2 separate regions of the Homo sapiens genome follow, and region 2 is linked to region 1. A link is an interaction called in ENCODE POLR2A ChIA-PET data of the cell type or tissue named here. Cell type or tissue: B cell. All regions are shown on one strand. Links, peaks and the distances in the headings refer to the core of each region. The heading gives the core; the rest is flanking DNA.

Region 1 (8,349 bases), core at 30-8,029:
TGCACCACCATGTCCAGCTAATTTTTTTTTTTTTGTATTTTTAGTAGAGACGGGGTTTCACCATGTTGGTCAGGCTGGGCTTGAACTCCTGACCTCAAATGATCCACCCACCATGCCCTCCCAAAGTGTTGGGATTACAGGTGTGAGCCACCGTGCCTGGCCTGAAAATTGTGATCATGGAAAGTACCTCACAGAATTGTGGGATGAATGGAGCTAATGTTTGCAAAGCTCCTATTTCAGTGTCCAGGATATGTTAGGCCATATGCCTACAGAGTCAGGCACATTTTCTTGAAACACAAAGCCCTTTATCTAGCTTAACCTCTTCCCACTTTAGAGTCGTGGGTGCAGGAAATATTTTGTTTTCCTCTTTACCGTAAGGAAAGTAACAGTGCTAGTGTGTTGTTGAAATGCCATGCTCTGGGCATGTGTTTGGGGAGAGAGATGCAGTGCGTGGTGGGGAATGGGAGGTGCTCAAGAGGGCATCCTCTCTGAAAGGGGTGACAGCCGCTTGGCGCTAGCTAATTATTGCCACGTGGAGATGCATCATTGCCAGATTTTTATGTAAACTCTTTGGTTTTTAAAATGTTGGCAGCTCATTCAAGTATTTTTAAAGCACTATGAGAGATACTTCCTCATGGAAGAAGAAAAATGCAACTTACAATCTTACTCAGTAGCATCAACTTTGGCTCAAAACAACAACAAAGCACGTTGTAAGTCCACACTGCAAATGGCAAACAGAACCCGTCTAAGGACCAGATTTGGCCTGCAGCCCTCAATTTGCATCTTCTGTGCATATTTTTAACTGGTAGAGATAACAGTAAATGATGGCAAAACTTACTGAGTCCTTTGCATGTGCTAGAAACTTTGCTATACTTTGCATATATCATTCAATTCTCACAATAACCCAAAGAGGTGTCTATTACTATTATTATCCCATTTTACAGACGTGAGCATTGAGGCTCAAGGAAATGAAGTATCTTTCCTGAGGTCACACAGATGAAATGTGACAGGTAGCTTTGAAACCAAAGCCTGTTCTCTTTTAAAATCATACATACCAGTGGATCTCAGTCCTGGTGGTATGTTAGAATGATTGGCGTGCCCTTAAAAACAGTGTTGTCCAAAGTCCACCCCCAAGCTCATTAAATCAGAATATCTGTGGGTGGGACTCAGACGTGGCTGTTTTTTCGAAAGCCTCAAATCAATGATTAGAAATAGCTGTAAGATAGATAAAATTTGTGCCTCCACATCTGGCACTACCTATCTCCTGTACTCTATTTTATTTTTGAGTATTTATTGTTCTCTGAAAATTATGTGCATCTTTACCTGTTTATGAATTTTCTACTTTTACCACACTGGGATGTAAGCTCCGTGAGCGCCAGGATTTAGTCTTTTTAAGTTGTTTGTTGTATCCCCACCTAGGTCAGTGCCTGGCACATAATAGATGCTCAGTAAGTATTTACTTGAATGAATAACTGGTTCTTCATCACAGGGAGCTTACACTCTAGTGAGGGAGATAGATAATACATTCTTAGTCCTATGAGATAAGCTCATAACTGGGATGTTCAATATGACTTTATTAACACAGGGAATACAGCTGATTATCTCTTAGACATTGTTAGGATAAATTGTTTCTATACGTATTGAATGGACTGTGGGGCATTTTTGGTCACCTGCACTACTACACTGGATCCATTCTGTGCTCTGGGGTGTAAGTGTGTGTGTGTGTCTGTGCGTGTGTGTAATTTCGGGAACGGGTAACACATTCGTATTACCTCTGTTTGGACACGATTTTTAGTGACAGAGCTAGGAATAACAGGTGGAACCTTCTAAGTTTTGTTGCTTAAATATCAGGCCCCCTCAGAATTCAGGACTGATGGTAGAGGATTTACCAGTTTACAGGGAATTCAGATATTCTCTTCTCTTTCTAGGAAAGCCAAATTGTTGGTCATTCTGCCCCCAACATTTACAGAAGCAGTTTCTCGGTTTTATTTATCCAAGATTCTTATGATGAATAGTGTTAATATCGCAGCACACTATGGGCTGTGATATGCCTATATCACAGAGAAGGCAAGCTGTGGTGAAGTGGAATAAATGAAAAACTGTCTATAACTCTGCTTCTAGATGCCCCACTTAAGCAAGTAAATGGGAATGTGAGTGACAATATCATAGGGATAACCTTGAAAGAGTGCTAGTTTTTAAACAAAAACAAATCATTTGGAACGTTAGGATTTAAACAGTTACTGATAATAAATTGCTTGTGACCCATCTGAAAATTGATGGATCATAGTGATAGTGAAAATATTTAACAACTGCTATGGCCCAGGCACCGAACAATCGAAACCAACTCCAGTGTAAACAGTGGTGCCATCAAGTATGCGCTGGTTGTCAGCCTTGCTGGTGGAGTCATTGTGTCACGATGAAGCAACTAAGAGCCAGTGCTGCACAAAGTGTTGAGAGAAACAAACAAAATCCAGGGTGCTCCCCTTATGCGGAGTAGAGAGTAGATAGAGCCTTGTTTCAGAACGATAAAACTTCGGTCAAGGACTTGATCTTCCCACTTATTGCTGGGGGCTCCAGGGCAAATCATTTGTTCTTTCTGAGCCTGAGTTGTTGTTTCTTCTTGTTCTTCTTGTTCTTGTTCTTGTTCTCGTTCTCGTTCTCCTTCTCCTACTCCTTCTCCTTCTTCTTCGTCTTCTTCTTCTTCTCTCCTCCTCCTCCTCCTTCTCCCTTCTCCCTTCTCCTTTCTCCTTCTCCTCCTCCCTCCTCTCCTTCTCCTTCTTCTTTTTCTTCTTCTTCTTTTTTTTTTTTTTTTTGATATGGAGTCTCACTCTGTTGCCCAGGCTGGAGTGTAGTGGTGCAATCCCTGCTCCTGCATCCTCTGCCTCCCAGGTTCAAGCGATTCTCCTGCCTTAGCCTCCTCAGTATCTGGGATTATAGACGTGCATGACCATGCTCAGCTAATTTTTGTATTTTTAGCAGAGATGGGGTTTCACCATATTGGCCAGGCTGGTCTTGAACTCCTGACCTCAGGTGATCCACCTGCCTTGCCCTCCCAAAGTGCTGGGATTACAGTCATGAGCCACCGCACCTGTCCGGAGCCTGCGTTTCTTCTAATATACAGTGGAGGAGAGTAATTTTTGCATTACCTACTTTGCAGGCTCTGGAGTTAGATTGAGCGCACCTGAAGCTAAGGTTAAAGATGATGGCTATGGGCATGATGACAGTAATTGTTCTTCTCTGGTTGGGGACTGATTGATGATCCCTGATTTCTCTGTTTAAACGTTGCCCAAAACAAAGGTTGAGAGGTCCTTAGGGGAGAGGCGAGATAAGCAGAGGTAGGACTTGCCTTTCTTCTGTGCTTCTCCAGAATTAGTTGTGTCCTGTGGCATCCACAGACAAAAATTGAGCAATCTCCTTCATAGTTGAGATTGTATAATTCGATAAAATAGGTTTAAATAGCCTTATGCCTGTATAATATTCATGAAAAGTGTCATGAGTGAGGTGGCTTGCTTGTTTTGAAAATGGGCTGATTTTGACAAAGGGGAAAAATCGGGATTCATTTACTGTAAGTTGAAAGTAAGAAACAACAAAGTTGAATATTAGAAGAACTTGGCTATCGCAAAAACCACATACTTTCACATCAGTAAAACATGGAGTTCTGATCTGAGTGAAATGTGAAACTTCTTGCAGACCACAGAGAGTAAAAAGGAGTACTTTTGTTTCATTATTAATACCATTGTCCTTATTTCTTTAAATGAGAATTGATAATACCCATAACAGAATCTTTCACACAGGCCAAAAACAGAAAGATAAATTAAACAAAACAAACAAACACCCAAAACCTCACCACCACCACCATGACTGCCAACAAAACCCAGTGCTGTGAGGATGCATCAGCTTTAAGATCTCTTTAAGTCATTGTGTTCTAGAGAAAGGGGTTCTTTATTTGTTTCTATCAGGATAGAGTGAGTTTTTGTTAAAGTTGTCTTTCTTTTTTTTTTTTTTTTCTTCTTCTGGAAGACTGACGAAGTTGGCCTTTTGGGATATTACAAGAAAGATAACTTTGTCTTCTAATGTCTGCAGTGATATGAGGCAGGTGACTGTGTGTATTCTGTGGTGATCCATGTTCACAAGGAGAGACAGGCCAAGGATGCCCGGTTGATGAGTGCGCTATAGGTGCTTGGGAGTGAGAAGGCAAGAAAGCAAAGTGAACTTAAAAAATAGCTAGCCAGTGGAATTGAGGGAGAAATGCTCATTCTTTGCTGACACATGAAATAATTGTTGAGGGAGAGTTGCTCAATCTTTGCCTACACATTGAAATAATTGTGTTGAAGAGTCTATGAAAAGGGGGTCAATAGATTTGAGTTTTCATCACTTTGGCCACCACCTAATTATAGATGGCCTCCACTGTGAAATATGTGAGTTGAAATAGATTTTTTTAAAATTCATTTTCTGGACTGGCATTTAGAATTTGAGTTTATTCAATCCTTGCTTCTTGGGCAGTTAGGGTGTCAATGGCAATAGGAAGGGTAGCTGAGGCCAGAGTGGTGGGGGTAGATGTTGGGTGGAATGTGTGTGGTTGAGCAGAGCATTATTATTATTGCTATTATTATTTTTTAAAAGAATCCTTATAGTAAAGAGAGCCAACATTGATTGAATATATGTTCCTTGCCAGAACTTGGGCTAAGTGCTTTATTATAAGTTATCTTATTTAATTTTCACAGAGACCTGTTGAAGTGTAAGTTTTAGCTTTCTGTTTCACAGCTGTGGAAACTGAGGTGCTGAAAGGATGAAGAACTTCCAAAAAGTCGAAGATATTAAGCAGCTGTATTAGTCTTCAGATCCTGATATCTTTCTCATAGTTATTCTGATATGCCGTATTAAGTTGCAGAATTGAGGCCGGGTGCAGTGGCCCCAATTTTTTTTTTTTAGTTATTCTTATTTTCTAATTATTTTATATGCTCTCTCTCTCTCTCTCTGTCTACTGTCAAATCCCGGCACTATGGGAGTCTGCAGTGGGAGGATCTCTTGATGCCAGGAGTTTGAGACCAGACTGGGCAACATAGTGAGACCCCATTTCTACAAAAAAATGAAATAAAACAATTAGTTGGTCATGATGGTGTACACCTGTAGTCCTAGCTACTCAGGAGGCTGAGGCAGGAACATTGCTTGAGAGTTCAAGGCTGCAGTGAGCTATGATTGTGCTGCTATACTCCAGCTTGGATAATGGAGCGAGACCCTATCTCTAAACTAAACTAAACTAAACTAAACTAAACTAAACTAAACTAAACTAAACTAAACTAAAAGTAAGATAAAATAAACTTACGGAGTTGGAACATTGCAGGCTATCTATCTGGCTTCCCTGCCCTGAATTCATCGTTCTCTTTGATGTGCTATTGTCCAACATTTCTTTTTTTTTTCTGTTTTTTTTCTGTTTTCTGTCTTGCTGTCACCCAGGCTTGAGTGCAGTGGCCTGATGTTGGCTCACTGCAACCTCCATGTCCCGAATTCAAGCGATTCTCCTGCCTCAGCCTTCTGAGTAGCTGGGATTACAGGCACCCGCTGCTATGCCCGGCTAATTTTTGTATTTTTAGTAGAGACAGAGTTTCACCATATTGGCCAGGCTGGTCTCGAACTCCTGAGCTCAGATGATTCTCCTGCCTCGACTTCCCAAAGTGCTGGGATTACAGGTGTGAGCCACCGCACCAGGCCTTTCCAACATTTCTTTAAAGAAACTAAAAATTAATTTGAATAAGTAACACAAAAATATAGTTTAAACTATAGTATAAAATTCAAAACTATGCAATGACAAGTACATCTTTATTTTATCTCTTTACTTCTCCCACCCAGAGGAAAGTATAAGTTCTTTATATATCCTTTTAGAAATAAACTGGGTATAAATAAGCATGTGTATACACACACACACAGAAACACACACACAAACACACACAGATATGTATTTATATTCCAGTGTATATAAATACATTTATATACATGCCATTTATATACACATTTGCATTTCTGTTATTAGCGACTCTAAACACCATTTGAAATGAGCCGTACCCATTTGTAATTCCGTTTTCTGAACTGTCCTTCACTTCCTTTTCCATTGGATTGCTGAATTTTTGCTTATTGATTTATTACAGTTAAGAAAATTAACTTGTAGTCTGTGACAGGAATTGTAATGCTTTACCATTTTGCATTTCTTTTTTAACTTGCAGATTAAAATAAAAAGTTTTATATAGTTAATCCTTTTTTGATTTTATGTTTCTTTGATTTTGTGTGATGCCTAGAAATGCCTTCCCCACTTTGTGATATTTAAAAAGAAATTTCCAATTTTTCTTCTAGTTATTTCTTCTGCTCTTTCTCAAATCTTTGAACCATTGAAATTTTATTTTGGTAAAAAATGTGAGGTTAGGATTTATTTTGATATTTTTCTGGATCTGCATTTCTAAACACTGTTTATTGAGGAGTCCATCTCTTTCACACTGATTTGAAAAGCTACCTTTATTGTATATTAAATTTCTTAATACTTAAGTATTTAATACTTAAGAACACCGTGGAATACTATGCAGCCATAATAAAGGATGAGTTCATGTCCTTTGTAGGGACATGGATGAACCTGGAAACCATCATTCTCAGCAAACTATCGCAAGGACAGAAAACCAAAGACCGCATGTTCTTACTCACAGGTGGGAATTGAACAATGAGAATGCTTGGACACAGGAAAGGGAACATCACACACTGGGGCCTGTCATGGGGTTGGGGGACGGGGGAGGGATAGCATTAGGAGATATACCTAATGTAAATGACGAGTTAATGGGTGCAGCAAACCAACATGGCACATGTATACATATGTAACAAATCTGCACGTTGTGCACATGTACCCCAGAACTTAAAATATTAAAAAAAAGAAAAAAAAAAGAATTTGCATCTATTTTTAGACTTTCTGTTCTATTCATCTGTCACTTCATGTGTCATTATTATGCTTTCAATTATTGTAGCTTTATAATATGTTTTATTATCTGACAAAGATTCCCCATTCCTATTAGTTTCTCTTTTTCAGAAAATTTCTGGCTTTTAATGCCTGTTTATTTTTCATTGACCTTTATAATGAACCTATCTAGTTCTGGCTGGGCGTGGTGGCTCACGCCTGTAATCCCAGCACTTCGGGTGGCTGAGGTGGGCAGATCACTTGAGGTCAGAAGTTCAAGACCAGCCTGGCCAACATGGTGAAACCCTATCTACTAAGAATACAAAAATTAGCCAAGTGTGGTGGCGGGCACCTGTAGTCCCAGCTACTCGGGAGGCTGAGGCAGGAGAATCGCTTGAACTGGGAGGTGGAGGTTGCAGTGAGCCAAGATCCCGCCACTGCACTCCAGCCTGGGTGACAGAGTGAGACTCCGTCTCAAAAAAAAAAAAAAATAAAATAAAATAATGTAAAAAAGTTCTGTTGATATACTTATGAGGTTTGCTGGGTTTATTTGTTAGCATTACATGCTATACATTGTAAAAATGTTGATTCTTTTTCTTGGAATACTAATGCCTTTCCATTTGTTGAAACCTTCTTTGATGTTCCCAGGAGCACTGAGATTTTTCTTCATGTAGACCGTGCCTGTTTCTAATAAGTTAATTTTGTAGATATTTTCTACTTGCTCTAGTTAATGTAATTATTTTCTATTTCATTTAATTATATGTGTGTGTGCCTCTGTGTTTGGGGTCTGGATTTCAGTACATTGATTTTCTGCTCAGCCACTTTACTGAATTGTCTCATTATTTGAATAATTTTAGATAAATTTTTTTTGAGTTTCTAGTTAAGTAAGTATATTATCTGCCAATAATTTATCCTTTCTTTCCAATTTTTACAACACTTATAGCTTTCTTCTAACTGTACTAATACCTCTAGAATAGTAAATATTAAATAACTGTGGTTGAGTAAATGTCCTTCTTTTGTGTCTGAGTTTAATGGGAATGCTCATAATGTTCCCTGTTACTAGTGACATTGGCTTTCGATTTGAGAAATGTATTGTGTTGAAAAGTATCCACACTTATTTTGATAGTGTTGTTATTGTTGTTGTTTTAATTGAGACTGGTTGTTAAAAGGTTATCTAGCTTTTTTTTTTAAAGAAACTTTGAAAGTAATCATATATTCTAAAAAAATTTTATGTTTTTCTCTTTTGTCCTGTAAATTTGCTGTAATATATGAATAAAATTTTCAAACATGAAATCTTGTTAGTATTCTTGCTAAAATAATTATCAACTTGTTCATTGTTTCTGTATTATATATTTTTAGTGTTGCTAGATCCTAGAGATCATTAATATATTAATGATCTGTGCTTCAATTTTCAT
Region 2 (8,349 bases), core at 20-8,019, 260 kb after region 1:
GGGAAGTCAAATAATATAAACGGTAATAATAGTAGTACTTGAGATTTGTGGAGTGCCTAGCAGTTTGTCGAGTGGCTTTATGTTCATTATCACATCAAGTCTAGGAGGTTGCCTGGCCAGAAATCATCATCCCACTATTACACACACGGTTGAGTGAGTTACGCTAAATACTACTTCTAAAATGGTAGAACTGAGCCTCACTCTTGGTCCTGTTGATTTTGAATGGAATAGTTCCTCTAATTCTCTGTGCTGGCTCACCAACCAAACATGTGTGCAGTACATTGGACCACGTTGTGGAACCAGCCTGTTCCTTAACTTTACTGAAGCATATATATGCTGGCAATATACAAATAAATTATCACAACGGATTTCAGCAGTGAGAAGTATATGAAGTTGAACATAACAGCCCTCCCTCAGTACCCATTCATTTTCTCCCCTGCCAACCCCAACTCTTTTTCCAAAGAGTAATCACCATTGTCTTTTTGTTGTGCATCTTTCCAAGCATGTATCTATACATTTATGTATACATTTACATATATATGTGTGTGTGTGTGTGTGTGTGTGTGGTATATTATCTATTTTTTTCAGTTCTTTTCCTCTGGATCTTTTCATGTCAGTAAAAAGGATTTGCCATACTATTTTTAATTCTGTATAGTGCTCCATAGTGTAAGGGTTCATCACTGAGTCTCTTTTATAGTGGAGAGCTTCAGCTTTTCTTTATTACAAACAATGTTAAGATGAGCTTCCTTGCATATGTATCTTTGTGTACATGTGAATCCAGAATTGGAATTGCTTGTGTTTTTTTTTGTTTTTTTTTTGTTTTTTTGAGATTATCAAAATTCAGTGTGGGCCATCATCGCAAATGTTAGAATCCTCATCTTAGCTCATGTTATCGACCTGGGTTTCCACTTAGTTGCTTGGGGATGTGTTGTTCAGACCAAGCCAGACACTTCTCTAAACAGACACTTGTGGCCAAGAGAGTAAATGTTGGGGAAGTTATTTTCCATGGCACTGTGGTTTGAATACAGGCACTCACCATGGAAGAAGAGTAGGGTATTCTTGTAACAGTCTTGTTTACTTAAAACAGCCACGACTCTTCGCTGAGATAGAATAAGGTACTTAACGCAATAAAAATAACTACCATAATTTAAAAATGCAAATGTAGCAATGCACTAAAAAATACCTTTAGCTTATTTTTTGTTAAGAAACAAGTGTTTTGCATAATCAGACTTTAAAAAATATAATTGAATTCTCTATACTGATTCTATGATAGGAAGGTCCAGAGTCAGGTCCACCTTCCATGCCATACTCCTTCTTTCCACCATTCGCAGCTGGTCCTACTGAGGGTAATTAGTAGGGGATAATATCTGAAAATGTAGGTATGTAAGAGAATAGAGCTAATCTGCCTAGCTTTTATGATATTACAGATCGCAGAGGAGCATCCTCACGGATAATTCCCAAATCACAGATAATGTGTTGTTGTGCTTTATAAGCAGAGAGACACAAAATAAACTCTCTCCCCTATCCTTCTCTTTTATTTATTTATTTTCCTTCTGTTAATAGATTTAGTCATTTTTTAAAACCATAATATACCAGGATGAGCCAGAATTATGTGTGTCTAAGTTCTTTTAAAATAAAGAAATCGTTTCTTGGGTCTGTTTTAGTTAGGTCCTTTCAGGTTGCAGGAACCAAGATGTGCTTAAAGTTACCTCAGATGACTTTAGATGATGGGAATTTATGGTAATATACAGGGAGAAGGAAGGAAGTCCAAAAACCCATGTCAGCAACTAGACAACCAAGCCTCATGGAGACTTGGAATATCATTGAGGACACAACAGCAGCTGATTTTGTCATTCCTCAGAAATAAACATCCAGTGTTTCCTTGTCCGGTGGGTCTTTGTTGGACAAGGACTTAGCTTTCTTCAATTTTCCTTCTGTTTTCTGTGGCAGCTCCTGTTAGTGATTCTGTTTAGTCTTCTTCTGAACACTAGGATGTTCGTTATATGATGTCCTCCTGCCTCATGGCCTCCTCATCCTACGCCGTGTGTCTCTGGCTTTTGCTCCATTCCATCTCTGCTCCCAGCTTTTCTTTTTCTGTATCCTTACACTGAAAAGCCTGAACCAACAGGACCATTATTTTAGCTGGTTCTTCTCCAGTACACATGGAGGAGGAATTCTTCCTCCAACACAGCTCCTGGGTATCTAGTCTGGTTTGGGTTCAATGTCTGATCCAACTAGCTGTGGCCAGAGTGCAGAATTACCTGTTACAAAACTGTGGCAATGTAGTTATTAAAACAAGCAACTTTTTGAGGGTTTTGCTTAAACAGAGTGGTTGGTGTGGTAGAGACAACATTGTATGTACTTCTCTATCACAGAGAGAAATTTATAAAGTCAAGGCAAACCAAATATCTGAGGCTGGGACTTCACCCCAGATGTTTGCAAGTAAACAAGTTGTGGACCTTAGAGATCCGCTCCTCTCACTTTCTGACTGCCTCTTGCTTTGGTCTGTAGACCAATGTTCCACTAGTATTTAGTTTTCATTCTGGTTTTAAAACGGTTTATCTGTAAACCTGTAATTTAAACTTCTGATAAGCAAAACTAACATAGTAATGAGCCCATTAGAAAGCAATCGTGAGATACTATTAGACTTTGATAACTTTCAAGAAGCTTTATTCTATTTTTGCCCATTCAAAGCTAACATTTTTGGCAGTTTTAAAACTGAACGGGGTTTTTGTTTTTTCCTAAATATGTTTGTCTGATGTATATTATATCTTATTATGGCAAAGAAACTTAAAGTACCAAATAGAATGAAGACATATTTGATATTAAAATAATGAAAAACATTCAATATTTGATAACTTCAGAGAGACTTTGACTAAGCTTCAAGGTTATTTTTATAAACATGTACTACTGGACAATGTATAGAAGTTTCTTAGCTCACAGATTTTCACTTTGGTAGATGAGGACTAATGTGTTTGCCAGAATGTGCACCTCTTCTCTATTTACCGTAAAGAGAGGTGTGGGTAGGAGATTGCACAGTGTCACTTAGGGCTTAGAGGTGAGGGATTTTGGAATAGCTTTTAGTTTAACCTGCGTGTGAGAAAAGAAGGTTTCATCGTGTGGTTAATAGGAATTTTCATATGATAGGAAAAGGATTAACAAGATTTAACTTTATATTCTCAATAACTTCCCAATTAACCAGTGTCTTTGATGAGGAAAAATTTGAAAATTATACAGTTGTGTTTCTTTTCAATCTTCCCTTGCACGATTACAAGACGATGGAAAAGTGCTTACACTTTGATTGCTGTTCCTAATAACCATGTTAGAATTTCACAGGTGATCTGGAATATCATATCTTGACTTTCATATGTGGGAGCAAGAGTCAGCAAACAACCTTTCTGTGCTTAGAGATGATTTTATACATAAAATAATATTGTTTTGAAAATGAACATTGATGGGAACTGTGTCATATTTTCTGTATCATATTTCATGTTAGCTTTATTAGTTAGCTCTCATTACCTCACCAAATAACTCAGATTTAAAAATATGTATCTTAACTGTGATCAGCCTAAGGACTCTATTCGATGATCAAGTCATAGTCAAATCACAGTCTCATCTCTTAATGTGTTCCTTTGATCCTCCTCCCAACTCTCCCTCCAACATTCATACCAAATCCTTGGATGTTTCTGCTTAGTTCAAAAAGCCATGTTCTCTCACTATGTAAATTATACCAAGAATACCACTAATCATATACGAGAAGCTAACAATCTATGCTTGAGTTGTGTGTTTTTTAATATCATGCTTTGGGATATGATGCCAAATTGGATCTCCAATTTGCCTTTAATTAGTCAGCAACACTTATTTAATGCCCACTAAGCTCAGAGCAAGGCTTGGAGGGTGGAGAAGGGGAGTAAGGAGATCGAAAAACAAATACACTATCATTTCCAGAATAGTTACAGTATCTTTATGCATACAGAAAACAGATAAATGAAAGGATTTAGAAAACTTAAAAGCAAAATCCAAATGAGTGCAAATTGGTCTGATACAAACTGAGCTATATAAATGCAAAGAGGATGCAAATTATAAAAACTTGAAGAGTTTAAAATTGCTATCTTTCTACTTTTATTTTCATAATACTTTGCCATGAGAATTCTTAGATCTCAGGACACCATACCCTTCAGTGAGGAAAGTTTACTGGTTCAATTGTATGATTTAGAGAAACAAACCTAATTCTTAGCATTTTATGGGCTTCTGAGAGATGACGCTGTAAAACTTTTTGAGTCTCTGTTAAACTTTTCTCGTCATTAAAGCTTTTATGTAACCTTGAACAAGTTCCTTAACCTCTCTGCGCCTCAACTTCCACATCATTAAAATGGGGATGATAATAGGACCCATCTCATAGGATTGTTAGGACTATTAAATGTATTATACTCTATTACTTGTATCCTATAAAATATCTTTCTCACAGTTTAATTTCTTGAAAATTGAAACACATCCTATGATTGATGTGGTAAGAAACCATTGTAACACATATTAAGTGACACCTGTTGGTTCTTTGTTAGTAGGTTAGTAGGGAAAAAAAAAGATGCAGTTTATAGTCAAAGCCGTGTGTAAAGTGTGTCTAAAGTGCTTAAAACAAAGCCTGTCATACAGTTGGTCTTATAGAATGATGCTGTTATCATCATTGCCTGAATACCATATTTGTGGTATGTAAAATATTTGTCTCCAATTTCACTGGCTTCTGTCCTATGAAGCAGATATACTTATAGTTCCTGGTCTTTGAGTAAATAGAGCCTAGAAGGATTATCAGATATTACACAACTGCCAAATAATGACTTACATCAAACCAAGAGTTTATTCCTCTTCTCATGCATATCAACACCTGTTTAATCTGATCATGTTTTCAAAAACCCACTAGTGATCTATTTATTTCTAGCTATAGCTTTCATCACCTGTATTTGGTGATTTGTTGCTGGCAGAGTCCATACTCATAACACTAAATCTGACTACTGTGATTACAACAGTCTTTCTAAGTTAGATACCACTAATGATATTGATTAGGGAGAAGGCATTCTTTGTGATCCTATTTGCACGATCTCGGGTAATTCACTTACTGGACCCAATTGTTAGTTGTGAAATGTGAATGTTGAAAGCAGTGAATCTTCCAGCTGCTTGATTTGTGATATCACTATCAATTTACCTACTGAGGAGCTTCATATAAATTGGTCATTTGTAGAAAGTAGTTCAGTGGCTGAGAATCTGGCATAATATTTTATTTTTATGAAATTTCAGTAAACATTATTGAGCAACTTGTAGGTTTCAGGCTCCACGATAGGGATGCAAGCATGTAAGACCTCTGTCCAGCAACTGAGAGGTAAAACTACAATGAGAAAGATAGACTGGTAATTCAGATTTATTTTTAAATAATAGCTTTTTGAGATATAATATACTTACCCTTCAATCCACTGACTCTGGTTTTAAAGGAGATGATTAATACATTCACTCAACCGATATTGAGCATCTGATATGTGCCAGAGACTTCCTATGTGCTAGGGTTATGGAGATTGACAATAGTTATACAAAACTGAGCCTGTCACAAAATGTGTATCGACAGACAGTCTTCCATTTGGTGCTATAGACCAGTACTCAGGGTCAGCAGAGGGTACTCTGGAAGCATATTCAGGGACAAAGCAAACCTAGTCTTGGAAGATCTGAGGAAGTTTCCTATGATCATGTCTGTCTCCTGCCATAACACCCTGAATGCATCCGATCTGAACTAAACTGAGGTCTGACAAACTTGTAGGAGTTTGCGAGGTGAGTGGCTTGGGGAAAGTAGAGAGGAAGAAGTTTTTCTGGAAGAGAAAAGAAAATATGCTGTGGCTCTGAGGTGAATCACATATAATGCACAATAGCTTAGTATTGTGATAACATTTGGGACTGTGTGGGCAGACAGTGGCTGCAGGGCCTGAAGGGTGGAGAGGGGGAACTTACGCTTCAGTAGGGGTGTATATGTCTTATTATGAGGTCACAATGAAGATTGAGGTCAGCTAGAGGATGTGACATTCGAGTTGGGTCACAAAGGATGTACAGGAGTTTTTCAAGGCTGACCACAGTCTAGGCAGAAGAAATTGCAATTGTGAAAGGAAGATTTGCGTGAAAGAATGGTGTTTTTGGCTGAGTGAGGAATTTGAAGTATCTGGAAAATGGAGTAAGTGGCACAGAGAAAGAAAACAGCCAAATAATAATAATAATAATAATAAATTGGTGAGGGTTCGGAGAGCCGCTTACAATTGGATTCGGTGCAATGCAATGACTTTATATGTTCTGTACCTTGTCCTTGTAGGCAGTTGCAGGCACTAGGGACAGGAGTCTGGGGGGAAGACAGGAGCATTGAAAGTTTGAGGAAAAAATGAGAAGCATGCTTTAGAAAGATAATCTGAATATACTTGAATTGGAGGGGCCCTGGATTGTGAATGAAAATTAGAAGTATGTCATCTGTATTGTGTAGGATAGTGCTTATCTACAAAGAATTTTATGTAGAATTCCCCATCAGATTAACCCTTTGCAGCAATAGCCAATTATTTCTGATATTAAAAATTATAATTAAATAAAAGATATGGATTGGTAACTAAACATTTATTGAGAAGTTACTGTATCACTTCCACAAATCAATTCACTTATTTTTCTTAGTAATCCAATGATGTAGCCTGTCATTTCTCCCATTTTTCAGCAGAGGAAATTGTGGCCCAGAAGGTTGTATGTAACTCATCGAGGCACTAAGTGGCAGAGGTCATGTTTCAGCCTCGGCCATCTGGCTCCAAAGCCTAAATGTATGAATTGGCCACTAAAGGCACAACTGAAAATACTAACAGTCCCTGTGTTAGTGAAGAGGGATATTTGGCAAAAAGTTTTTATTTTGCTTTTTTACAATTCAGTGATTTGTAATTTATTTACAGAGTCATGCAATCATTACCTCAATTTAATTTTAGAACATTTAAAAAGTCCATGCTCATTTGCTTCCCATTCTCACTCTAACCCTAGATAACCTCAAATCTACTTTAGTGGTAGTCAGTTTGTATGAATGGCAACTTCAGTTTAATGGCTTTTTTTTTTTTTGAGTAGTCACAATCTGATAGCCTTAATCACTAATTCAGGAGAATAACATTGTTTGACCATATCATTTCTAACTTCTGCATGCAATTAGTGTACTCTATTCATAATTTGATGCAGAGAAGGGTAAAAGTGACAGGCCTTGTGGCAGTCATTGGTCAAAGGCATATGAGTAAGACTGCCTGAGACCCTACCCTGGAGTTCTGTCTTGCAGGTAAGGCACATAGACAAACTATTAAGCAATATTGGAGAAAGAAATTATTGTAGAAATCCTGATGTTTTTGGTGAATGGCTTATGTTAAACTTCTCTCTCCTGGAAGTCATTGAATTGTTTTTAAAAACTTAGTATGTATGAAGCATTTGGAATGCTTGGCATTTTGAGAATAAAATCCACATCAATTTAAAATAAAATAAAACTCCCCATCCAGAATAGAGTAGTAATTGCAAGGCATAAAATAGCCCAGCTGTGGAGTGGCTTAAAGGACAATTGGTCTCAGGCAGAGAGTACCAGATAGGACACGCTACACAAAGGACTGTAATGTCTCAATTAGTGTACCTATTGGGTAGCACATATATCTGAAATGGCTTAAAATAAAAATTGCAAATGCACCAGATTTAATCAATCTTAGTATTTCCTTCTCTTATGCTCTCAGTCCTTAGTTAAAAATAAAATTTGCCTGCCTCATTCTCCTGTGTGCTAGCTAGTAGGATTAACTGGAGTTCTCAACAGGAAAGCAATAGATCTAGTAGACGACATTGTATGGTGGGTGAAAGCCCGCTAGAGATAATTATACAGTCACTCCCACTATATTACCCTTCAAAGAAACTGAGCCTAATATTCTCCTCCTAAGCAATTTAACCAACTTCTAAAAAAAAGTATAAGATATTATTTAGAGAATGAAATAGCTACTGTATATAATCAGGAGGAAGAATTATAGCAAATTATACTCATTTGATAAGTGTATAAAGAGCTACGCTCAAAGCTTTGTATTGTACCTCCCAAGTAATTGTTCAGTTGTGCTAACTGTCCTTAAAAAAGGAGAAGAGATAAAGAACTGCTAAAGAAAAAAAAATCAATCATTATACTTGTTCAGGAAGATTTTCCTTCTGGGCAAAGATTAAGTCTTATTTCATGCTCCATGAGGATCAAGCACACATTTGGCCCTCCCATGTTTAGTAGTGGTGATTTCTTTGCCTTTCTCACATTCATGTTCATGTATAAACATAGACACCAATATA

What was found. Peaks named below come from ENCODE experiments on the same cell type or tissue, not always from the same donor. Only the 100,000 strongest peaks of a DNase experiment are listed, where the experiment ranks them.
Region 2: POLR2A ChIA-PET joins it to region 1 with 5 read pairs; 2 of 35 experiments call an interaction of 5 or more read pairs at or near these places.

What each region holds. Positions count from the first base shown.
Region 1 is chr3:188,306,227-188,314,575 of GRCh38, forward strand. The region is part of intron 2 of LPP (LIM domain containing preferred translocation partner in lipoma); the gene reads left to right. Among named protein-coding and RNA genes, the nearest start is that of FLJ42393, 130 kb to the left of the region's middle. In B cell, for the core only: no CTCF peak of the experiment used is centred there; a DNase peak (open chromatin) is centred at 3,695; H3K4me3 peaks cover 936 bases; H3K27ac peaks cover 519 bases.
Region 2 is chr3:188,562,921-188,571,269 of GRCh38, forward strand. All of the region lies in intron 6 of LPP (LIM domain containing preferred translocation partner in lipoma), which reads left to right. LPP-AS1 (LPP antisense RNA 1) reads right to left here and starts at 5,746. Exons shown (of 2, transcript NR_046623.1): 1 at 5,455-5,746. In B cell, for the core only: no CTCF peak of the experiment used is centred there; no DNase peak of the experiment used is centred there.